Linked DNA regions of Homo sapiens: all the other regions are linked to region 2. Evidence: chromatin loops called from intact Hi-C (ENCODE). Cell type or tissue: heart left ventricle. All regions are shown on one strand. Each heading gives the region's core, and the rest is flanking DNA. Links, peaks and the distances in the headings are about the cores only.

Region 1 (8,249 bases), core at 1,230-6,229, 180 kb before region 2:
GTTGTGGGGTGGGGGGAGGGGAGAGGGATAGATATTAGGAGATATACCTAATGCTAAATGATGAGTTAATGGGTGCAGCACACCAACATGGCACATGTATACATATGTAACTAACCTGCACGTTGTGCACATGTACCCTAAAATTTAAAGTATAGTAATAATAAAATTAAAAAAAGAGTGTTCAATAAAAGGTAGACAGTGATAATCTTCATGTTTTTTTTTAAGCCGGGACAGACATGATGAGAGAATCTTGCAGCCCCTTGCAATCAGGAGTACCAATTTTAGGGGGCATCCTGGACATTATCTTATTAACACTGTGGATGGGGCAATACGAGGTGAATGAGAGCAAGATTCAAAAAGAGAACATGGGGGCATGTGGCAAAGGGGTTAGAAGAATCAGAATGCAGAAATCAGATACAATTTAAATTAAAAAGGAATAAATCCATTTCAAATTGCCCTATCCATAACTACTTATTCAATCCACCTTCTTTTGATCAATCCTCCTTCCATGCCCTTCTAGCGTTCTCCTCATTAATGACAGTAAACATGCTCCATAAATAAAAAGTGTAGTTGAGAGGTAATTAATGCTGGGCAGTCTAATTCTGAATTTCCAATCATGCTCTACTTACATTAAAATAAGATTGGAGGCATGTGTGACAATCAAATTTACTCTAGTTAAAAAAAAACATACAAACGCATACTGAAGTCAGTTACTTGGGGAGAGATTTGGGAACCACGGCTGCAATTAGCTTCCATATGCCACCCAAATATGTTGAGCTCCACTTGTGCACCTGTCAGGATGTGACACTGTCAGCATGTCTTCTGCAATGCCACACATATGAGATGTTCAGGGACAAAGATATATCATGAGATCCAGCAGAACCTAACTGTGCTGGAAGCTGTGAAGTGGGCCGAGGCTGCATTTGACCTGACCCTATGATTCTATTTCTTACTAGCTTTGTGTTTTGGACAAATCACTTCTCTTCTCTGTTTTAGTGTCTTCATTTCCCTAATCTGTAAAATGGGCATAATATTTTAAGAAAATCATGTTGATAAAAATGCTTTGGAAACTGCAGGATTCTGCAGTTGTTAGTAAATACGGTCAGCCCTGATCCCATCCAAATGTTGCCCAGTGCTTTATGTCAGGGGTCCCCAGACCTTGAACCATGGACAAGTACCATTGTATGGCCTGTTAGGAACTGGGCTGCACAGCAGGAGGTGAGTGGTGGGCGAGTGAGCATTACCACCTGAGCTCTGCCTGTCAGATCAGTGGTGGCATTAGATTCTCACAGGAGCGTGAACCCGATTGTGAACTGCACATGCGAGGGATCTAGGTTGCACACTCCTTATGAGAATCTAATGCCTGATGATCTGAGGTGCAAAAGTTTCATCCCGAAACCATATCCTGCATCTCTGTCCATGGAAAAATTGTCTTCCACAAAACTGGGTCTTTGGTGCCAGAAAGGCTGGGGACCACCGCTTTCTGTGATAGCCGGCTACCCCCAAGAAAGATTGTATTTTACACCTTTCCAGTGTCAAAAGCCAGGGGCAGGAATGGTGACAACATGTAGGGAAGCAGGTGTGTGGAGGGCTACTCTGGGGACAAAATCGAGGGCCAACTTACCCATTAGGCAGAGTAGGCACAATGCTTAGGAGCCAAGATAGTTTTAGGGGCCCAAGGAAATGTTGTAATTTGTTTTTTAAACCAGAAGGATGAAATGGATACAATTTAGCCTGGATTATATTTGTCTTTTGCAAATGCAGTCATAAAATAAACACCTGAGCTTTCTGGAGACAATGCCACAGGTCAAGGAATGAATGAGAATTCCAGACACCATGACAGGCGGAAAGGGGAGATTCCTGAGGGGGACAGGATCATGAGCAGTTTCTGGGTGCCTCTGAAATCATGTCTTCTCAGCAACTGTCCCACATGACTACTGGACTCATCTTCCATGTGGAGATCATTTCTACTCCTAGTGCTGGTGACAGTACAACCCTGCTAGAGAGCGATAGGGAATATTTAGTAAAATCTAAAAAGCATGTACTTTGATCCAATAATTATGCTTTCAGGAGTCCACCTATCTTACAGTCCTATATGGGAAACTGTGCAAAAATAGAGGTGTAATCAGCACATTGTTCATGACGGCAAAAAATCAGGATAACCAAAATGCCTACCAGGAGGACAATGGCCATATAATAGTCTACAGTGCAGAGTTAAGAGAAGGCATTTGACATCTATGTCAGGAGATGCCTAAGAGATGATGATGCATGAAAGAAGACCTCTGTAGGATGGTGAGGATGGTGAAATTCCAACTGGAGTAAAGAAAGGATAGATGTATTTGAATATACTTGTTTTTGTACAAATTTTCTGGAATGATGCACAAGAAACTGTTCATAGAGGTGATTTCTGAGACAGTGGGGTGAGGTTGGTTGGAGAAAACATGAGTGTTTTCTATTCCTTTTATACCCATGTCACAAATCTTTAAAAAAAAAATCCACAGATATTACCTTTTAAATTAAAAGTACTGATTGAAGCCATAAGCAGAGAACTAATTATGGGTTTACCACAATTAGTGGTGCTCCTTCCTCCATCCTCAGCCATGTTCCCTAACTCACTGTCTCTCTAAATGGGCCCCACATGAGTGGTGTCAGAACTAAACCTTCTGGAGGTATTTAGGACAGGGAGATGGAAGGAGTGACAGCCAACAGCTGGCACTGGGGAGTGTTTCAATGGGTCTCTGGCAAAGTGTGCCATTGGCATCCTCTACTCTGCACAGTGAAGGCCTGCAACTCATCCCTAGGATAGGCCTTCACTCCAGGTCTCTTTCTGGAAAGTCTTTCACTCTTAAACTACACAAAGGCAAGCCCTAGAGGCAGAAGTATGGGTTTAAAACCAAGCTCCCACTTCACTAAGTGACTGAACCTCTGTAAGCCTCAGTTTCTTCATCTGTAATATGGGAACAATCACACCACACTTCCAGGGCTTCTTTGAGGAAGAGATGAGATAATCTCTGTGAAAACATCTTGTACCTTATCTAACACATATTAGGTGCTCAGTAAACCAACTGTATCTGAGGCCAGTGGAGGGGAAGCATACTACAACCCAAATAGGACTCCTCCTCCGAGTACCTGTGAGATGGGCTTAGCATTAGGGCCTGAGGATTGGGATGACCCTGGCCTGACCCAAACCTTCCATGCCAGTGGGGTAAGTAGACACTCCAGGCTCTTTGGGCTGGACCAGTCCAGACAGCTGCCTGGGCAGGACAGTGAGAAGCTGCCGGGATGACTGCCCAACTCTGAGCACTAGGCTCTTTGTCTATCATCAGAAGGGATGAGCTAATGCTTTGTGTCCAGGTCCAGATACCGTCACATTCCTGGGGCTGGAGAGGTAGCTCTAGGCTAAGCCCAGCACTTTTTTGTGGCCTCGCCTTGGAATTCTGCATCTTGTCCTTCATTGAGACCCAGAATGTTGTCCTTTGGGGAAACCCAGACACAAGCTCCTCATGCCTAGAACTGACAACTGCAGGCACTAGGCATTCCCACCTGAAGCTACACTTGTGTGAGCAGACTGCAGGCAAGACCCAGGAGGGAGAAAGCACCAGGAACTCACAGCACGGGTGGAAGACCCCAGTGCTTCACCCACCCTGGAGATATCCTGGGCCAGCAAAGAGGGAGTAGCTCATATCCATTCCTTCTGCCATCTGTCTTGTTGCTAGGCTTGGGTAGTGGTTGGTTATGCTAGGCCAGACCCCTGACTCCCAAGTTCAGAAGTACTGGCCTCACTTTGGAGCTGCAACAGCTATAACCACCACCTCTCCACCTGTAGGGTCCTTTGCAGTTTATAAAGCCCTTCATAGGAGCCTCACAGTGGCCTTATGAGTAAATGTTGAGGATCTCCACCACATTTTAGATAAGAAACAAGTTCACATAGGTTGTCATTTGTCCAAAATCCCAAATAGGGGGAGTAGAATTTGAACCAAGGCTACACAACTCTCACAGTGCTCTTTCTCCTAAACCCCACTGTTCTTCCTTCTCTAATCTTGGTTTTGCCTTCCGCACTGTGAGCAGGTAGAAGTGGACCTTCAATTCCCAGGATGCTACAAACTTTGACATCTTTAATAAGACACTACAGAAGTCTCCATGCATGTGTTGCTGTGAAACGCCACCAGGTGGCAATAGTAGCCACAGCTTGCCAGGACAGCCACCAAAGTGGACAGGAACATGGGCCTGTCTGCCTGTCTGTGCCTTCCAGGTACAGCAGTGCAGAGCTGCAGCTTCTAATCCACATGTGGACTGGCTTGGACAAGGGCAGAGGTGGCTTTTAGATTTCCTGCCCATCTGTGCATCAGGACTGAAGGATTCCTGCTCCCACTATCTAGAGATGGGCAGAGCTGATACCAGGCTGTGCCCTGGTACAGGGGAACCAGCCCTGTAACCTCCCTGGAACCAGTGCCTCATCCACATAGGCACCAAGCAGAACAAGGAGGCATGAACTGCCAGCCACCAGCTCTTACCTGGAGCGCCTCACGTAGTGGGTAGCAGGCAGTCCATGAGTCTTCCTTGCAAACCACACCCACACCCTTGCCAATCCCAGAGCTAGATGATGACCATGTGTGAAATTTATTCTGGCCTTAAAGTAGCTGTTTATTGGGCACTAACTATGTGCCAGACTCTGTGTTAAGTGCCTTGCACTTGTCTTCTTTAATTCTCACAAAGAATGTATGAGGCAAGTACTTTTATCACCCTTGTTTTACAGATGAGGAAATTGAGACTGAAAGAGGTTAAGTAACTAGCCCAAAGTTACAGGAGGTAGGAAGTGGTAGAGCCAGTATTTGACCCCAAGTCCCGATGACTGCTGAGTCCATGGTCTTCCAAAAATGTTTGGTTGGGCTGGAGTATAAGGGGCTCAGGAGGGGTGAAGGGGAGAACAGGTGTATGACAAGGTGCTCAACATCACTAATCATCAGGAAAAGGCAAATGAAAACTATAGTGAGATGCAGATATTACCTTACACCTGTTAGGATGGCTATCATCCAAAAAAAGTCAAAAGATAACAAGTGTTGGCAAGGATGTGGAGAAAAGGTAACCCCTGAACACTGTTTTTGGGAAAGCAGGCATTATGAAAAATAGCATGGAGGTTCCTCAAGAAATTAAAAGTGGAAATGCCGTATGACCCAGCAATCCCCCTTCTGGGTATATACCCAAAGGGAATGAAGTCAGCACCTCATAGACATATCTGCACTCCCCTATTTGTTGCAGCATTATTTGCAATTGCTAAGATATGGAAACAACATAAATGTCTATCAACGGATAAATGGATAAATAAATTGTGATATATATATATATATATATATATATATATATATATATATACACACACACACATGATACATACATACACAATGAAATATTATTCAACTTTTACAAAGAAGGAAATCATGCCATTTGCATCAACATGGATGAAACTGCAGGACATTAGGCTAAGTGAAATAAGCCCAGACACAGAAAGAAAAATACCGCATGATCTCTCTTATATGTGGAATCTTTAAAAAAAAAAAAAAAAGAAAGAAAGAAAGAAAGCCAGGCTCATAGAAGCAGAGAGTAGAACAGTTGTTACCTGAAGTGGGGGAGGGAAGTGGGGGAAAGAATGGGGAGATATAGAACAAAGGGGACAAAGTTGAAGTTCTGTGGGATAAATAAATCTAGAGATCTAAAGTGCAGCATGAGGACTATAGTTAATATTATATTGTATGCTGAAAATTTTCTAAGAGAGTAGGTTTTAAGTACTCTTACCACACACATAAAGATACTTATATGAGATGATGGACATATGAAATTGCTTCCCTGTAGTAATCATTTCACTATGTACAAGTATATGAAAACAGATTGTACATCTTAAATTTATACAATTAAAAATTAAAAAATAAAATCTGTAAGGGGGAGGCTAAGGCCATTTAGGAGACAGCCTTGATGTCAGAAAAGGTTACATTCCCATCTTTGAAAATGGTGCCATTGCAGGATCTAAACTCCTCTCACTTGATCTCTTGCTACAATCTCACATCCCTTCTACTGATAAGTCACCCAGACTGTTGGCTGCTATTGGAAGCAGCAGGAAGAAGAGGTTAGGAGTGTGGGCTCTTGGGCTCTAAGACCATAATACCTGGGTTACTAGCTGGGTGATCTGGAATGTGGCTGTGAGCTCTTTGCATCAGCTTCCTCATCTGCAAATGTAGATGATAACAATAGTAATAGTGTCTACCTTATAGGCTTTTTGTGAGGACTGGAGAAAACAATATATGTCACATGCTGATAACATGCCCGAGATACAGTAAGCACTCAATAAATGTTTGCTATTATTGCTGACTGGGCTACCAAAGGAAGTATTGTTTCTAGTTCAATTCCCCCATTGTACTCTTCCCCTCTGCAAAATATCAGTAAATCTCCTTGCCTGAATATGTCTCCTGTGTTCTTTTTATTTTTATTTTTATTTTTTTTTAGTATTTATTGATCATTCTTGGGTGTTTCTCAGAGAGGGGGATGTGGCAGGGTCACAGGATAATAGTGGAGAGAAGGTCAGCAGATAAACACGTGAACAAAGGTCTCTGTTTTCCTAGGCAGAGGTCCCTGTGGCCTTCGGCAGTGTTTGTGTCCCTGGGTACTTGAGATTAGGGAGTGGTGATGACTCTTAAGGAGCATGCTGCCTTCAAGCATCTGTTTAACAAAGCACATCTTGCACTGCCCTTAATCCATTTAACCCTGAGTTGACACAGCACACGTTTCATCCCCATGTCTTTGCCCACAATGTCCCCTTTACCTGGAATGCCACCTACCTACTTCTTTTGAATAAACCCCTTCACACTTCAGGGCCCATCATGAATAAGTACAGTTTGCCCTGGGTCTGTTCCTTGTATGTTTTACTGTCCGGAGATCCCTTCCAGCATGTCACAGGGTACTTTGTTTCTAGTAGATGCCTCCAAAGTGCGCAGTACAAAGGATTCCCCATCAAGCTCCCAGTGGCTGCCCTCCAGGGGGAGCCTGCTCGGAGTACGAATAAACAGGGAGAACCTTCCTTTCCCTCTCCAAGGAGAGGATAATACAGTTTCCCCTCCACTGTCCTCTTCAGATCTACTGTGAAATTTAAATTCATGAAAGCTGGGTTCTGAGCCTAAAAGCAAACACCAGGGCCCTCTTAGAAGTTCCTCCATCCAGCTTGGCCGAAGTCTGGAGCTGCCAGCCGCTGCTTCCTTCTTCAGAGGGCAAAATAAAGCATTTTTTCCTTAGGACACTACCAGTCTCCTCTGTTTCCATCACTGACTCCAGCAAAAGAGAGGTTTAGCTAGGGATTATAAACTCAAATTCCCATAGGGGCCAAGAAGCTGACCAGGTATAAGACATATGAGCATGGTGGATACTGTGGCTAACAGAGAACACTCTCTAAAATCATTTTTAAAAATTTTCTAAACCAATGTGCCAGATAAGCAAATGTCTCCACAGACCTGATTCAGTCTGAGGGCCATCAGCTACACCCCTCAGCTTAAAAATTCGCTACTGACCCTGAAAACAGGGGGATTCAGGGTCCCCAGCGTGACCTCTGAAGTAACAATTAAGGGGGACAGACCTGAGTTTACATCTCTGCTCTGTCATTTCCTGTGTGACCTTGGGCATCTAGCCCTCTCTTTACTCATTTCTCATCATTAAAATGCAAATAAAATGAGAATGCTCTAGGTTGCTACGATGATTAACTGAGAATATGAAGAGAGTAACACAGAATCTAGTATATATGAATGTTCAATAAATGATTTTAAATTTTACTGACCAAGTTGGGAGGATTACAAGGGAAGTGTGTAAGAGTTGTCTATGTATCTTCTTTTCTTTTTTTGACAGAGGGTCTCACTCTGTCACCCAGACTGAAGCCCAGTGGCACAATCGTGGTTCACTGCAGCCTCAAACTCCCTGGGCTCAAGTGATCCTCCCACCTTAGCCTGCTGAGTAGCTGAGACCACAGGCGTGTGCCACTATGCCCAGCTAATTTTTGTATTTTTTGTAGTGATGGCGTTTCACCATGTTGCCCAGGCTAGTGATTTGTATATGTTTCTAATTCCATTTTTCCATCTAATATTAGTTGTGTGTTTTCTCCAGCTTCTGCCTCTTCTCCCAGCAGGTACCAATACGTGAACCAGGGGACAGAAGCTAATTTACTGAGCTCCAAGGGAGGTTCTGAGCTCCAGCACACAACTCTGCACTGCTGT
Region 2 (8,249 bases), core at 2,119-7,118:
GGGAGGGATACAGCTCCTTGACATCTTGCAGGTGTATTTGCTAATTTCTTTATTATTTAAAACTTTTTTCCATGACTATAAACACTTTATTTTTATAAATTTAAAAAGTACAGAACAAGAAGAAAAATCATTTACCATTCCCTCACCCAGGATAATAAGTTTCATGACCATGCAGAAGCTGGATCCATTTGACTTCTCTGAAGTGCTGGGCCCAAGCATTCTGTGCTCAGCACCTGAAAAGCATATGCTGGGTGAGATAGAGCCTTGCTTTCTTCCAATGCTGCCTGTCACATAGAAGATGCGTAGGAGACCCAGGGCAGTACATCTGAAATGTAAGTTAATGACTTTGGCCCAATAACTCCTAATCAGATCCACTTAGATTAGAATTAGAGAGACCTCACCTTTGCATTCTCAGAGTGTGGCCAACGTGAATGGGGAGGTGACGTTAGCAGCACAGACTTGGGTTCTGAGACCTGGCTCAGCCTTATGTAACTAAGACCTTGGGCAAGTGCTCACCATCTTTGCTCCCCTTCCTTCAATGGGGGACTAAAGAACCGGGACTAGACCTACCTGGGAGGTGCTTTCATAAGAAGTCAATGAGATCAAGTCTGTGAAGTGCTTAGCAGGGTCTGACACAAACAGTGCTCCAGGAGAGAGCCTCTTATGCTCTGGACTTCTGGGTCAAGTTGGCTTTTGCCACTGTAAAGATCCATCTGTACAGCTTGGACATCCAGAACTCACAATCACAATCCAGAACTGGGCTCCAGACACACCCTCACCTCTAACTCTGCCTGCTCCATGTCCTTCCTCGAGTGTGAATCCTCCCAGGCTTCACATTGATTCCACAGCCCAAGTCTCTCACGTCTAGAGCCTCTCTCAGGGTCTCAGTACTGGAGCTCATTTCTACAAAAACTATTTTTACTGGGCATCCTTGCCTGAGCCTAGAGATCTCTGAGCCCCCAAAGACAGCCCTGGTGGCCTCCTAAGCTTCACAGAGTGATACTCAAAGGAAGAATGTGAGCTGTGGCTTGTGCCAAAGCCTAGAGAAGAATGTGCCAGGCCAAGGGAACAACAGGGGCAAATGGGCACAGGCACTGGTTCTCTGACTTGCTCATTCATGTTTCATCCATTCAACATTTACCGAGCACCTACTGTGAGCCAGGCGCTGCATCAGCTGCAGGATCACAGCTGTGAACAAGCACCTGCCCTCAGAGAGTGCACAGCCAGGGGGAGACAGAATATGAAATATGAAGTTACACTATAGTGTGATCGGTGTTAGGATGCGAGGGTACACAGAGCCCCTGACTGGGCATGAGGCAGGGTGTATGCAGCCTGGGGAGAAGGTCAGTGATGGGAGACCCCTCGGAAGGAGGAACTTTAACCTGAGCATGACTGTGAGTAGGTTCCTGGAGGATTTTCTTTTTGAAAGAGAGGGTAAAGTGAGGAAATGAGTTCCAGATTGCAGAATAGCCTATGGAAAGACCTAAAGACAAGGAAGAATGTGGTCTATCAGAGGGACTGAATTAAGCTCCAGGGCTGGAGGTTAAAGGGCCATAGTGAGATGTCTGAGGGCCAAGGCTGGGGACAAAGGGGGGCCTGGCTCACCAAGAGTCTTAGAGCTACAGTGCAATGGTTAAGCTCACAAACCAGGGAGGCAGAAAGCCTAGAATTAATGCCCTGTTCAGCCACTTACTAGTTGTGTGACCTGGGGCAAATCACTCAACCTCTCTGGACAGTGCTGATGGGAAAAGAGAGAAGGGAATAAATGTGAGAACATTACAGAAATAAATCTGCAAGATGACTTCAGGGAACCATATACATTGGTCCAAAACATTGCATGGAAAGCCTCAGTTTTGCTCTCTAGTGGGTCGGTTGTCCCCTGGGATCACCACTTAGGATGCAAACTACACTTCCCTTCCACAGCCCTGGCCTCCAATCCTCACCCAGTGTGGATCACTGGCCAGCCTTTCTTTCTTTGGCTGCAAGAAGTCCACAGTCAAAAGTGAAAAGAACCAGTTGCACCCGGTCATCCTGTCCCCGGCAATAGCTGGATGTTCAAGAGAGGAGAAAAAGAAGTATCTGTGAAGCTGTCAGCAGGGAAATTCTGGAACATGGTGGAGACAGAAATATTTACTTTGCAGGGATAAATATTACAGAAACAGCCCTCCATCATCCAGTCTCTGGTCTAATGTAGATTTCTCGTTCCAGAAAGGTATCCTTATTGCCTGCAAAAGTGACAGCTGCAGAAAGTGTAGACCTTTTTCATAAAACAAATAAATGCAAACAAATAAACATAATATATGGAAGATTCTTTCTCACAGGCAATGGTGAAAATACATGGATTTGAGTTAGGCCTTTGTGGGTGTGTCTTTCAGATCCTTGGTGACCATGGGCCAGTTATCATGCCCCTCTAGACCTTAGTTTCCCTGGATGCTGGACAGAGCATATGTAAGTATCTTCACAACATGGCTGTGAGGATGGAGTGTGCCCAGGATAATGTCTGGTGTTTCATAAATATGGATTCTCTGTCTCATACTCATCTTCCTCTCTATAGCATGAACTTCCTACATAACCGGCAGTTCTGGAATATCTGAATCCACAAGCAGCTCCAACCAGCTGCCTGAGCTCCCTGTCTCAGGCACAGGGGTGGCTGCCAAAATGACACAAAGAATCTCAGTAACTGAGCCAAATGGCGTTTGCAAAACTCCTCAAGTTTATGGATCACCTTGAAGTTAAAGGTGGAATTTAGTCATGGTCTCCTTTTGACTCAGAGAGATCTTTACAAACTGGAGATCATTTGCTTGTCTGTAACAACTGCACATTAAAATGACCACCTTGGGCTGGGAGTGGTGGCTCATGCCTGTAATCCCAGCACTTTGGGAGGCCGAGGTGGGTGAATTGCTTGAGACCAGGAGTTTGAGACTAGCCTGGGCAACATGGTGAAACCCTGTTCTTACCAACAGCAACAACAAAAAAAATTAGCCAGGTGTGTTGGCGTGCACCTGTAGTCCCAGCTACTCAGAAGGCTTAAAGGTGGGAGGATTGCTTGAGCCCCAGAGGTTGAGGCTGCAGTGAGCTGTGATGGTGCCACTGCACTCCAGCTTGGGTGACAGAGCGAAGCCCTGTTTCACAAAAAAATAAAATAAAATAAAATAAAATAAAATAAAATAAAATAAAATAAAATCTCCTTGGATAGCTCTTCATGCTGCAGCCCAGTGTCCTGCGGTCTATCCATAGGTTGCTGACATTACAATTCACCAGTGCAAATGAGAGCAAGCCCAGAGCTCCAGAGGAGAAACACGAAGTCGCAAGTTCTTTTCCTCCAGCTGCCATTGGATGCCAGGCCACATCGAGCATTTCGTCTTTAGATGGCGAGACAGCCAGGAGGAAAATTGAAATGTCTGCACAGTGTTGTGTACATTGCATGACAGTGTCTTTGAAAAGCACATCTCATTGGGTGCACACATGTTTGCACACAGACATGGTTTATTTTAATGGTGTATTCAAAGCAGGGAGTGGGCTGTAGTAGTCATTTTACTGGCATTAATTTCTGTGGAAAAAAAAGGCGGGCTGTCAATTTATCACCATAGGAAAATCAATGAAATTTGAGCTTATTCCAGATACCTATGAAAGGGGTGGTTAAGGGAGAGATCAGTGATGCATGTAGCCCTTCCTCAGATGTCCTGACTCCTGGGTTCCTGGGAGCAGAGCCTAGCAAAGAACTGGTGTTTTCAAGACTGCTAATTACAAGCAAATCTCAAATTCAGAATGTGATCAAGCCACTACCGAAGCTCTCACCAAAGGACTCTTGGATGAAGAGGGAGGAGGGGACCTTTAATTGGAGAACAAATGGGAATTTGAATAATTTGAAAGATTAGGGAAATAGGAGAAGAGTACTTCCAAGGGTTTCGAGGCAGTGCGGAGTAGGAAGAAAAGCATGGGCTTTAACCTCAGCCACTGGGCTTTACAGATTTGATTGATGTAGGAGTAAACATATGTAAAAGGACAGCGATGGATCCCGGCAACATACTGGGCACACACTAGGCGGCCGGTGCCATTATTACCTTTTTCTGGAGAGGGGGCAGGCAGGGTCTCACTCTGTCATCCAGACTGAGTACAGTGGTGTGATCTCGGCTCACTGCAACATCTGCCTCTTGGGTTCAAGAGATTCTCCTGCCTCAGCCTCCCGAGTAGCTGGGATTACAGGCATCTGCCATCACTCCTGGCTATCTTTGTATTTTTTAGTAGAGGTAGGGTTTCACTATGTTGACCAGGCTGGTCTTGAACTCCTGACCTCAGGTGATCCGCCAGCCTCTGCTTCCCAAAGTGCTGGGATTACAGGCGTGAGCCACCACGCCCGGCCCAGTGTCATTATTACTTTTGCTGCTCATTGGCTGCGTGGCTCTGAGCAAGTCACCCGACCTCTTTGGGCCTCAGCCTTCCCCTCTGTGACATGCTCCTGGGGAGCCCGGTGGGAGGTACAGAATAGCACACGGTGGGCACTCAAGCGGCGGCGGACCTCCCGGCCCCCTGATTTCTAGGGGACGGCAGGAAGGGAACTAGAGGGCAGGTCTGGACACTCAGGCCCCGCCCCGCCCCTCAGCCCCTCTCGCTAAGTCTGGTGAGGCACCTCACGCAGTTGCTCCTCCAAATGGAAAAAGAACACGACGCCCAGATCAGAGCTCTGCCAAGAGTCTCCTTAGAAAGGCCCGGCAGCCAGCACTCTGCCGAGGGCCTGCCAGAGCCCGACTGGGTGGTGAAAATAAAATTAACAGCTAATGAGCCGCTTCCTGAGGCTTCAGGGAAGAGCCAGTGTCAGCCAGCGCAGGGTCTCACTTTTTGAGCAATTAGAGGAAAAGCAGGATTCTGTCTTGTGAGCATCACCAGATATTCCTGTCCACAGTGGGGGGAAAATTCGAGAAGAAACGCTGATCCCAGCCTCAGCCCATTCCCCCAGAGAGCGCCCCACCCTCAAGGATCACCAGCGCTATGCCCTGAAATGTGTTTATGCTTCCCCCTGCTGGTGGCTCTTGTCACTGCACTCCCCAAAGCCCCCGCCACAGAATGGGTAGGCCAGGCTTCTCACAGCCGCTCATCTTCCCTGGAGGGGTAGGGGTCGGGGGTTCAGGTGGGGACGGGCTCCTGATTGCAGAGGCTGCAGCTGGCCTCCATGTGAACAGGTGAAGACAGGGAATGTATCTAAAGAACGACATTACAGTAGCAGCTAATATTTATTTGTTCAATATTTAATTTATTAAATATATTTGCTTTGCTTTAATTGATTTGCTTAATATTTATTTGCAAGGTGCCAAGCCCAATGCTAAGCATTTTTCCTGCTTTACCTCCCTTAACTCTCTCAATAACCCTGTGAGGTAGTTATTACTATTCTCTTCATGTTACAGGAGGAGTCTGAAGCTCAGGCATGCTGAAGTTCATACATCTGGTAACTGGCAGAGCCCAGATTTGAACCCAGGCAAGCTTAACTCCAGATCTTCCATTGTAGTGGCGGTTCTCCAACTTTTGGGGGCATGTGAATCGCTTGGGATACATATTAAAATGCCCCATAGACCCGGGATTCAATGGGTCTTGGGTAAATAAAGCCCAGGACTCAGCATTTTAACAAGCACATTGGTGAATTCTGGTGTAGCTGATTAATGGATGCTACTTCAAGATTTACTGCAGCCCACCAGGTGCATCCCGATCCAAGGGCTCAAGTAGCAACCAAGGTGTTCATTTTACTTTACAGTTGTTACAGACAAAAATCGACTCTGGTCTATAAAGGTCCCTCTGTGTCAAAAGGAGACCATGACTAAATTCCACTCTTAGCCTCAATATTCACAAAGATCTAGCCTAAGTGTAATGGGGTTCCGACTCCTGAGTCCTGGCACCCAACTCTGTATTACTGGTAGAGCTGTGTTTGGGAAGAGAGACTGGGGAAGTGATGGAGAGCTGGTAGGGAAGGTGTTGTCCTGACTATTGGGCAGGCGTGGGAAATTCACTTCTTTTCCCTGGTCTTGGTTTGTCCATCTAAGCAATGAAAAGATTTCGGATCTTCTCTAAATTTTGAAAATTCTATCTGCCCACAATCCAAACTTTTGTATTTCTTTTGTTTTCCTGAGAGCTCTCATAGCAATCAAACTGAGCTATCCAGTGTCCCAGCTTCTGCTTTCTGATAGGTCCAGATGTTAATTGGGTCTCTGCTGGTAATGTATTTAATACCTTCTCTAGGTAGGTGAGGTGTCTTGGCAGGGCCTACTCCATGTTTTGAAGGTGACATTATTTTAGGACCCAGAGAAAACTCATGAGATTAGATGGATAGACAGAGATTCCTTGACATCTTACTGACCACACCATTAATACATATGATTGGCTCTGAATGGAACTTGGTTATGAAGCAACCCTGTCTTGTAGGTGCTACTGATGCAGATCTATAGACTAGGAGACATAAAACCTGGGCTCTGACCTGAGAACTATTGCTTTAGTGCTGCGTAAATCCACACCAGCACAGGGCCTTCATTTTTCTCTTCACAATGAGGCATTAGGCTTTGTGGTACATGGTCCCTTTCTTCCTGGATTCTGAGATGTATTAGATCAGCCAGCTCTGGGCAAGCCATGTGTCAGAGGTCTAATCCCTAATCAAACATCTTAGAATCCTATTCTGTTGCTGATTTAGTGCCTAAGCTCCAGGGCTGTCAAAACTTGAAACTGAAAAAAAAATATGAAGAGTCAAAAACATTAAGTGAAGACCCAATCCATGTCTCAAAGAGAGAGTTTATTGTAAGTATCTTATCCTGCCCTAAAGGATGCCCGGAGCCCCCAGAGATGCCCCAAAAGCTTGAGGCCCCAGGGGCTACTCTGCTTGTCAACAAGACTTTCCACCCTCTGAGAGCGGATTTGCCCCAAAGGGTTGGTGGTCAGGCATAATAACTTGATTCTGTCATGATCCACCTCACAGGCAGGTGCCGTCTTTCTATATATGGATGTTGCGAGACTAAATGAGAAAATATAGATAACACTTGGCACAGTCAGAGTTCTGTAACTGTGGATTGTTGTGATGGTTTTTGTTATTTTTACTAGTTAATCCTTATAAGGGTATCTGTAAAATGGGTATATTACCACTGCCAGGGAAATGGTTGGAAGATTAAATGAATGCAGTGTGGAGGCACGAGGCCCTCACCCCCAGAGGCTTAGTGCCTGCATCTCTGGATGGGGTGACACCCAGGCCCATCAATGGCAGGAGAGAAGAAAAGCCTGAAGTAGAAAAATGTTGGAGACCTCAGCCCTCATCTCCAGGAGCCCCCTTCATCATCCCCAGGGATGGTAGCCTGGGGCAGTGGGGCAGGATCTCTTCTTAGCCAAGGCCCAGTGGCAACCGTAACTGAGCCAGACTTGCAGGCTGTGGAGCCTTGGCCAAGTCACTTAACCTCCCTGAGCCTCAAGGGGGTTAAAACAGAGTGCAAGGCAGAGGTCCCATTCAAGGAATTCAATGCCAAGTGGTATAAGAAGCAGAAATCTTAGGAAGGGCTTCAGATAGCCACAGGCTATGGAATTTGGGATCCGTGGCAATTTAACTTAGATCTCAGGGAGTCCCCAAACACATATCTAAATTAAACAGAGTGATGAAGATAATTAACTTACTGATATCTAGTAATAATAGGTGCTTACACAATGTTCACTGATTAACAAGAGAAATTTACTGAATATATTGTACTAAATAGCTGATGAAAGCAAGGTCAAGTTCAAGTGGCCTTTGCTATAAGCCTTGGATTTCTGAATTTCATATATGTATGTGAAGGTTGAGGCTAGCAAACACAAGGGCCAGACAATTTCCTGATTTTCCCAAAATAACAGGTGGGCCCAGCAGTGTCCCCCTTCCCTGGTTTCCCGCCCGACTCTCCGTGACTGGTTAGGAGACGCTGCACCCAGATATCCGGCTTCACTCACAGCTGACCACACTGAGCAGTACCGTCATGTGAACAGAATTAGTCATCATTTTGATGAAAGTGAACAATCAAAGGAAGAAGACCCAACACACATTCTGTCTTTTATCTTCTATCAGAAATGCCTCTTTCTGACCTTAGAGACCCAAGCTGAAATTTAGAATCGGAAGGGATGGTTGAGGTCATCCATCCAGAATTTGCCAGGTGTATTCAGAAGAACACTGGTCTTAACGGAAAAAGAGGGTCTGAGGTCAGGGAAGTTTGGAAAACATTGCACATATATCCTTTCCTGCCCTTTGAAATTCACTA
Region 3 (8,249 bases), core at 1,230-6,229, 240 kb before region 2:
CTGAATTCTGGTCTCCTCTTAAGATTGCCTTTTTTCATTGTGGACAGGACTATAGAAAGGCGATGGAAAAACTAAGCAAATCCAGAGTGGCCTGCTATGATCGCAGACAAATCCCACAGCCTGTAACCTTGAAGACAAAACTCTGGTATGCAGTGTTTAAATCAGGTGTTAAGGCCACATCTAGAAACTGCTCCAAGTAGGATGAAATGCAATATCTTTGCTCCACCTTAGGTCTACCTGTTACACTACCAAGGCATCTTAGGTCTTTCCTTCATATGACTCATTACTCTTGTAATTATTTAATTCATTCAGGTATTTATTGAGCACATACTCTGGTACTCTGATAATCTTAGAGGATTCAACAGTGTCTAAGGAAGTGCTCTCATGAGGCTTTATTCTACTGAGGATGAGAGGTAGGAGAGAGAGACAAAATGGTAATAAAAAATAAGCAAACTAATATTAGAGAATAATAAATGCTATGAAGATGCATTAGAGAGTGAATGGCCAGGAGTGGAGGGATAATGTGGTTGGGAAATCAAGAATGGCCTCTCTAAGCAGGTAATATTTGATTAGAGACCCAACTGATAAGAAGAGAGCAACCATGCAAAGGCTCAGGGGGTGGTTCTCCCAGACCAGCAGCATTAGCATGGCCTGGGAACTCATCATAAATGCAGATTATCAGGCCCCACTCCAGGCCTATTGAATCAGAAATTGTGGGGGGTGGCAGCTTAGCCGTGCAATTTGTGCAAGAGTTGCTTGCTGGACTGAATTCTGGTCTGCTCTTGAGATTGCCTTTTTTCAATGTGGACAGGACCATGGAAAGGCGATGGAAAAAATAATCAGCAGACTGGGTTTGAACAAGCATTCTGGTGGTCCTCATGCATACTACAGTCTGGGAACCACTAAGCCATAGGAAGACCATTCCAGGCAAAGGATTCTAAAGACAACGCGTATCTGTTTTGCTCACCACTGCAGTTCTCAGCCACTAGACCAGGGCATAGCACATAGTAGGAATTGAATAAATATTTTTTTTGACTGCTTACCAAGCTTAAGTACCATCCCCCTAGAATCCAGATAAAAATCACAAAAAGATAAAAATCACAAAAGGCTATCTGCATAAAACTTTAGCAAAAGCACGCAAAAAGGAAGAGGAGGCAGTCATTTACAATTCCAGGTGGCCAGTGGAAAGCTTTCTGTCATGCCAGAAACTGCCAGCCACTAAGAGCAACTCTTCCCAATCTAATAAACCTTGGCACCACAAGGTTGGCAATTAGATTTCCTGTAAAAGGCTAAATGTGGTAACCTTCTGCTTCCTGATTTTGAAACTCAGTAAGAAAGGCATTAGTGTGTGGCAGCTGGGATAATCATTTAATTGATCTTTTCCACCCATAGAAGCCTCCCTTCCCTGCTCCAACCCACTGACTTGTAAATCAATGTCACCTTCATTGTGAGCATGAAAAGGCAGGAAAAAACACCCCCCTTCCCAAACCAAATGGGAGTCAATTTCCTAATGAGGCCTGGGTGACACTCTAAATGGGTGCTGCCATTTCTCCCCCTCTGACCTCCTCCTTGGCCACCCACACAGCTCCATCCAGTCCAGTAGGAGAGCCCATGACATGCAAAGCAGAAGACAAGAGGCTTCCTACCAGCAGGAACTCCACAACAGAAAGGGTGTGGATTCTGATGTCAGCCGGACCTGATTCAAATCCCTGAACTGGATAATATTTAGAAAGCAACTAGACAGCCGTTTAGCATGTAGGAAGAGTTCGATAAATCACACACATTTTTCTCTTCCTCCTCAGTGTTGCTGTGTGTCATTCCACCCATTCATTCAACAAATATTTAATAAATACCTACAATGCACCCTTTCTGAGGACAGAATGATGAGCAAAACTGACACAGAGCCTATTGTCTTGAGGGAGTTGACAGATATTAATCAAATAAGGATGTCAAATAAAGATATTATAAAAAGATGCCAAAGGGAAACGGTGACAAAAGGTACAAAGGAGAAATATATGGCATTGTGACAGCCTATATTGGGAGAGTTCAATCTGTGTAGAGCTTATTAAAATACAGATGCCAAAATCCCAGGTGGGCATCTACCTCAACCTCAGGCCATAAGGCCCAGGCCCAGGTGTGTTTATTAACAAGCTTCACAGGATGTTCTCACTGTTGGAGTGAAAGCTTACAGATGAACAAAGATGGAAGGCTAGGATGAGCCATGTGGTAATGGATTAGAATTGAAGACTCTATAGAAACTAAAAACTGCTTTCAGTTTATAAACTATAGTATAGTTTATCAGTATAAATTACATACTGATCTATATAGCATGTCAGCGTAAAGGAATCTAGATAGGATATTCGTAGATACGTGTACATATCCTTGTTCTTTCAGCTGAAAAGTTCTAAAAATAACAACAGCCCAGTAGCAACAAGCAGATCTAGCCCCTGATCTTGGTTTCAATAGCATTCTCCAACCAAAAGAACCAGGGATCCTTGGAGAAATGATTCTTGGACTGGGGCAGGAAGAATTTAAAATAAGCCTGGAGCACAGTATAGTGCCAAAATGTAGGCATATATCCCCACTCCAAAACACAATGATGGAGTATGTCAAAGTGACACAGGAGCCAACTGAAAGAGCTCCCAATGGCCAAAGCTGACCAAGCTCAAAATAATTTGAGCAACAAAATAAGGTAGTATTGGATTATAAGTCAAAGTGTGAAATAATTGATACTGCCACAAAGAAATGATTGACTAAATAAATAGAAGAGAAAAATCTTCCATGTAAATAGAATTTCAAATAAAGTATGTAGATGTTCTGCTCTCAAGGTTAAGTGTGGGCTGCACAAAGAGTAAAACATGGAAAAAAGGGAAAGAGTAACTTTACAGTGAAGATACCGGCCAAACACTATCTCAGCCAGGTGATCGAGGTTAACATAAACATTAGCAAGTCATGTTGATAGCATGACCCTGATAGGATGGGATGAAAAATGTCACTTTACCTCTGTGTTCTTCCTCTCCAAAACCTACAACTTCAGTCTAATTAGGGGAAAAGCATCAGACAAATCCCAATTGGGGGGCAATAGCGATGATGTCCATTCTACAAAATATCTAACTATAACTTTTCAAAACCATTAGAAGCATCAAAAACAAGGCAAGTCTGAGAAGCTGTCAAGCCCAGAGAAGTCTAAGGATGCATGAGAGCTAAATGAAATGTAGTATCCTGGATGGGATCCTGAAACAGATAAAGGTCATTAGGTAAAAACTAAGGAAATCAGAATAGAGTATGGACTTTAGTTGATAATATTTCAGTGTGGGTTCATGGGTTCACTAACTAATATGTGAATATTAGTTGTTAATAATGGGTGGGGTATATGGCAACTTTCTGTACTATCAAATTTTCTGTAAAATTAAATCTAGTCTTAAAGTTTATTTTTTAAAAAAGAACAATTACAAAGCTCCATAGTTGACTATGGTGTGCAACCAGGTTTGAAAACCCAATTCTTAATCCTCCATGGATAACATGTGGATTTAGCCATTTCAAGGGCAGAATGCTAGCCTGATGTTTGATTTGAGATCAGAAAATTTCAGAAACTCTCATGTGTGTGTAAACACACAAACAACATACATGGGTATGTGAATATAAAGTTTATACCCTAGTTATTATGCACAAGAAATTCTTCCTGCATGCATGAATTTCCTAGAATACTCATTAGTAACTGTTCAGGATAAAAGGACTTAACAAAAAAGAAGCCATTCAAAACTCCAGGTTTTGCTTTGATCCATTCAAAAGGGCCATGAAAGAACTATTTGTGCCCAAACAATAAGTATTGGGAATCTCCAGTTAACAACCCTGAGCTCTAACTCAAAAGCTCCCATTTGTTTTTAGATAAAGATTCTGCATTTGGTTCTTCCTCACCATTAAAAGAAGGACTCAAAAATGCCAGAGGTTCCCTCAAGTTTACTTGATGTAAGACATTGTAATTAATAATCAATAAACTAGAAAACATCAGATCCTAAGAACACCAGTAGCAAAAAAATGTCTCCAAAATGAATTAAATACTCAATAACCCATGAAGTGAAGATTTATTTCTAAGGGGAAAAAAATATCCCCCATATGACTGGAAACATAAGCCAGGTTTTACCAGCAATAGGTGGCAGCATTTCTATTCTCTGGGCCACATTCTACATAATTGTACCAACTATTAATAGACAATAAAAAGACAATTGTTTTTTAAGGTCCTACCATAACTCTTGTTTTCCACTAGCAGATAAACTTGCTATAAATCTCTTTTGCCAGAGATAACAAACTCACATCTCTTCTTTTTTTAATAAATAAAAGAAAAAATAAAGTGACAAATTAATTCCTCCAAACTTAATAAAACTAATTTAATCATTTTGTGCAGACCATCTGCTTCATGGATGCAAATCTAACTGCATTTTCTACTGCCTGATAACTTGCTTAATTCAGTTAGCTCTTGTGACCCCGCTTTTGTGCTCAGTTCTCAATGGGACCTTTCCTTGGTGGCTTCTGACAGCTCCTAGTCAGGAGCTGACTGAGCTAGAGGAGTGTTCCCCCATGGAGTGGTGATGCAACCCCTCTCCAGCTGGTGCCCCTCAGTGAATGAAGTTTTAAAGAGGGCAGCTAAGATGGCTGGAGTTTTAGTGGAACTGAGGCTGGATAATGGGTACCACTGAGCACTTCCTATGTGCCACACACTAAGTCCTTTATATGTGTTTGCCACATTTAATCCTCACAATCTTAGACTTAGTTTCTGTGACTAGTCCTGTTTTTAAGAGAGGTTAAAACACTTGCTTAAGGACGCATAGCCAGGTCTCAATACCAAGCTCATCTCACCTGACAGCCACCTGCCACTATGAAGGTAATTCAGCATGACAGAGTGGCCACTCCTAAGTTGGCTTAAGCTGAGGCACCAATACCACAGTTAGTGGTTACCAAAGTAAGCAAGCACAGGACAAATATGCAAAATGCAGAATTTCAAGGAATATCAAAGAGTCAGTTTCACGACTTTTCCTGCTGTATCAGACGGAGGATAGAAAAACAGGTGAACGTGTAGAGAGAGAATTTTTTGAGAGGAGGTTATCATTGGAGAACACTGCTATGAGCACATCCTTTGCTCACCCAATCAAACCTAGTGGGTGGGTGAGAACTTCAGTGGGGTCACTGGGGAGCCTGCAGTGGATATCCCTGCAGTTAGGGATGCTGTGGCCTGGGGCCTGACTCCTGCCCTGAGAATCTAGAGGGAGAGAGAAGAGCATGGCTGATGGTTCAGTGGTAGCACCAAGGGATGGTTCCAGGCTGGGATTGGCCTGCAGCCCCCACCATTGGGGCAAGGAATTCAAATGTCTCATTGGAGAGAGTGTGCACATAGGTGCATTTTGGGTTCTAAAAAGGGACCCTAAATGTGCCCCAAAAAAGAAAGGCCCAGCTTTTAGCAGAACAGGAAACCAGCTCAAGAAGGCAGCATCTAAATAAGCATCTTTGTCTTCTGTGTAGCTCCCTGGGGGTGGAGCAGGAAGGTGAGGGTGGAGGAGGCCGGCTGTTTTCACTCTCCTGCTTCAGGGTTCTGACCAGAATTCCAGTTTGGAGCTTTGGTTTGTATTGTGGAAGGGATATTCTAATTTGTCATGTGAAACTATCTTTGCAAATTATCATGACCATGGGATTTTCTATGAATGAACAGAAAGGCCATGGGTTGCTAACGCATTTACCCCCATGGCAGGAAAACTCCACGGGCTTTGTCCGCAATGCACACATCACATTTGCCCCACATGCTGGTTACATGACTAGTCTCAATTCTAGCTGTGCATCAGAGTTCCTGGGGGAGCTTTTAAGAAACACAGATGCCTGGGCCTCATATTTGAAGTGTGCGAGTCAGTAGGTTTGGATGCCCATTTTTCTTTTCCCTTCAAGGGTCTCAAGAGGATTCTGATGCCCAGGCAGGGTTAGCTATCATATCACACTCTACATAGAGATATATAGATAATTATCTCCGAAAGAGGAAAGAGGGGCATTTCACTGACACCCAAGTTACTTCTTGATATTTAGAAAATCTATTATATGGTGAGTGGGACAGCGAGGCTTAAGTGTTCCCCAAAAAGGAGGGTCTCTAGCATTGCTTTTTCTAATTCACCAAAGCATCAGCATACAAAGCCTCTATGAGAATACCAAAAGAAATTCTCCATCCCCTCTTTAGAAATGAATCTCCACTTTAAAATAAAACAACTGAAATTCAGAGACACGATCTGGCCAAGGTCTAGTAGTTAACAAGAAGCAAAGCTGACATTCGACCAAGGTTTTCTGCTTTCAAAGACCAGGTTATCAATCATCATACCTTCTTCTTTCTAAGAATCAACACTGATATGAGAGATCAAGAGGTTCCATCTCCCTGGCCCCAGGCCTGATCATGTTCCAAATTTTAAGTTGAAGAAATGCAGGTACTTGAGATGAAAGGAATCTGATGACAACAGAAGTGACTGATGCAGGATAATTTCCTACACAGAACTGCAATGTCAAGGCCACTAAGAAATAGTTATCACTTACAATGTAATATCCCTTTGATGGAGAAACAGAAGTCAGGAAAGGAATATTTTCCAATGAAATGTTCACTGGAGAATTCAACCATCTATAAAATACATTAGGTTACAAAGCCAGAAGGAATCTTGCCTGACATTTTAGGGCCTTGTTTATTTTCATATAAGAGTGTGGGAAAGAAACTCTATAAAGATGGAACACTGGCTACCACACTAAAGCAAATTCAGCATGAATGAGCTTTAAAAATTGCATGTTCAATCAACTACTTAACTCCAAGTGACTGAGCTATCAGGGGACAAAATAAATAAATAAAAACCTCTGTAGTGAAATTCCAGGTTCAGAAATCAGACACGCATGGTTTCATGGAAATTATCCAGGCTTTGATTCTAGGCAGAAGTCGGTTTGAATTCTGGCTCTGTCACTTATGAACTGACCTGGTGACTCTGGGATAGCAGTTTAACCTTTTGACCCTCAGTGTTCTCTTCTGTGAAATGGAGATGTGAATGCTCTGGTTTGGAAGGATGTTGCGGGGATGAGAAGTACGTTTGGTAAAGTCCCAGCAGCCACAACACAAGCGTTCCTCAAGATTATCTTTTGAAGAACCTAGATAAACATGGTTAGATATTTCAAATAAATGGAAAGAGACAGCCTGATAAGGAAAGGCAGCTCACAGCTCATGAAATTTTAATGTCAGTGACAGTTCAGGTTTGGCCCTAGTCAATAGGAACCATAAATAGCTGTCACCTAATGGCCATGTCCTCTTGAAAATGGGTTATTCGTCTGAGTCCATCTCCCAGAGGACAGCTGCAAATACCATCAATACTGGCACTAAGCAACAGCCTTATTTATAGCCAAGGGACAGATTCCAAAGATAGAAGAAGCCATGGACGCCAAACCCCCATCTCAAAATTCTCATTCCTAGAGGACTGAGACGTGAGGCTGGAGAGTAGGTCTTAGAGGAATGCCTGTGACAGTGGAGAAACTGTTAATAAAAGTGACAAAAACTAAAAATAAGAAGAGGTCTGAAAAGAAAGAAGCCATGAGAGAAGAAAATGTAAGTGGTGCTACATATGCCTGGCTTTGCTGAATCAGCCATCACCCATCATTAAGACTGCCTCATCTCTCAGCTGACACTTAATCTTTAAAAATTGGAAGACCTGTCAGAATCTGTCAGCATGCATCCAGATTCAAATGAGGGCCAGAAAGTCTTCCTTTGGCCACCCCTGCCACGAAACCATTCCCAAGCACCTACAGAACCAAGTCCTACTTCCTTAACTTGACTTTCAAGAACTGCCACTTAAGCAGGTGCCCTGATTTCCCACTCCTCCCTTTCACTTCAGCCCAATTCAACTACTGGTGATTCCTCATAAAGACCCACCTCTTTCCAGCCTCTGGGCCTTTACTCCTGCAGTGGGAATGCACAGTCTTCATAAACTGGGATCCTACGGGTTTCTCAAAAGCACTGGGTTAGAATGCCACTCTTCACCCCCAAGTTTTCCTTGGCTTTTTCATCCAGTTTCTTACATGTCTTATCCCCTATTTCACATGTTAAATTCTCTAACAGCAGGATCTATGATCATTATCTCCATATCCCCTTGTAAGTTTCATGTCAACTCAAGTGCCAATAAATGTCTATCAGATGGATGGATGGATAAATAGATGGATGGAAGGACAGACAGAAGACTGGACAGATT

What was found. A loop is a pair of places that touch in the nucleus more often than their neighbours do. Peaks named below come from ENCODE experiments on the same cell type or tissue, not always from the same donor. Only the 100,000 strongest peaks of a DNase experiment are listed, where the experiment ranks them.
Region 1: it touches region 2 in a loop (11-fold over the local background); 107 of 110 quality-filtered maps call a loop at or near these places.
Region 3: it touches region 2 in a loop (7-fold over the local background); 50 of 110 quality-filtered maps call a loop at or near these places.

What each region holds. Positions count from the first base shown.
Region 1 is chr11:19,738,812-19,747,060 of GRCh38, reverse strand. All of the region lies in intron 1 of NAV2 (neuron navigator 2), which reads right to left. Among named protein-coding and RNA genes, the nearest start is that of MIR4694, 17 kb to the left of the region's middle. In heart left ventricle, for the core only: a CTCF peak has its summit at 4,157 (motif pointing right); a DNase peak (open chromatin) is centred at 4,180.
Region 2 is chr11:19,560,967-19,569,215 of GRCh38, reverse strand. It overlaps a transcript of NAV2 not described here. Among named protein-coding and RNA genes, the nearest start is that of MIR4486, 10 kb to the left of the region's middle. In heart left ventricle, for the core only: a CTCF peak has its summit at 5,024 (motif pointing left); DNase peaks (open chromatin) are centred at 4,665 and 4,995; H3K4me3 peaks cover 703 bases; H3K27ac peaks cover 888 bases.
Region 3 is chr11:19,804,622-19,812,870 of GRCh38, reverse strand. The region is part of intron 1 of NAV2 (neuron navigator 2); the gene reads right to left. Among named protein-coding and RNA genes, the nearest start is that of MIR4694, 49 kb to the right of the region's middle. In heart left ventricle, for the core only: a CTCF peak has its summit at 4,146 (motif pointing right); no DNase peak of the experiment used is centred there.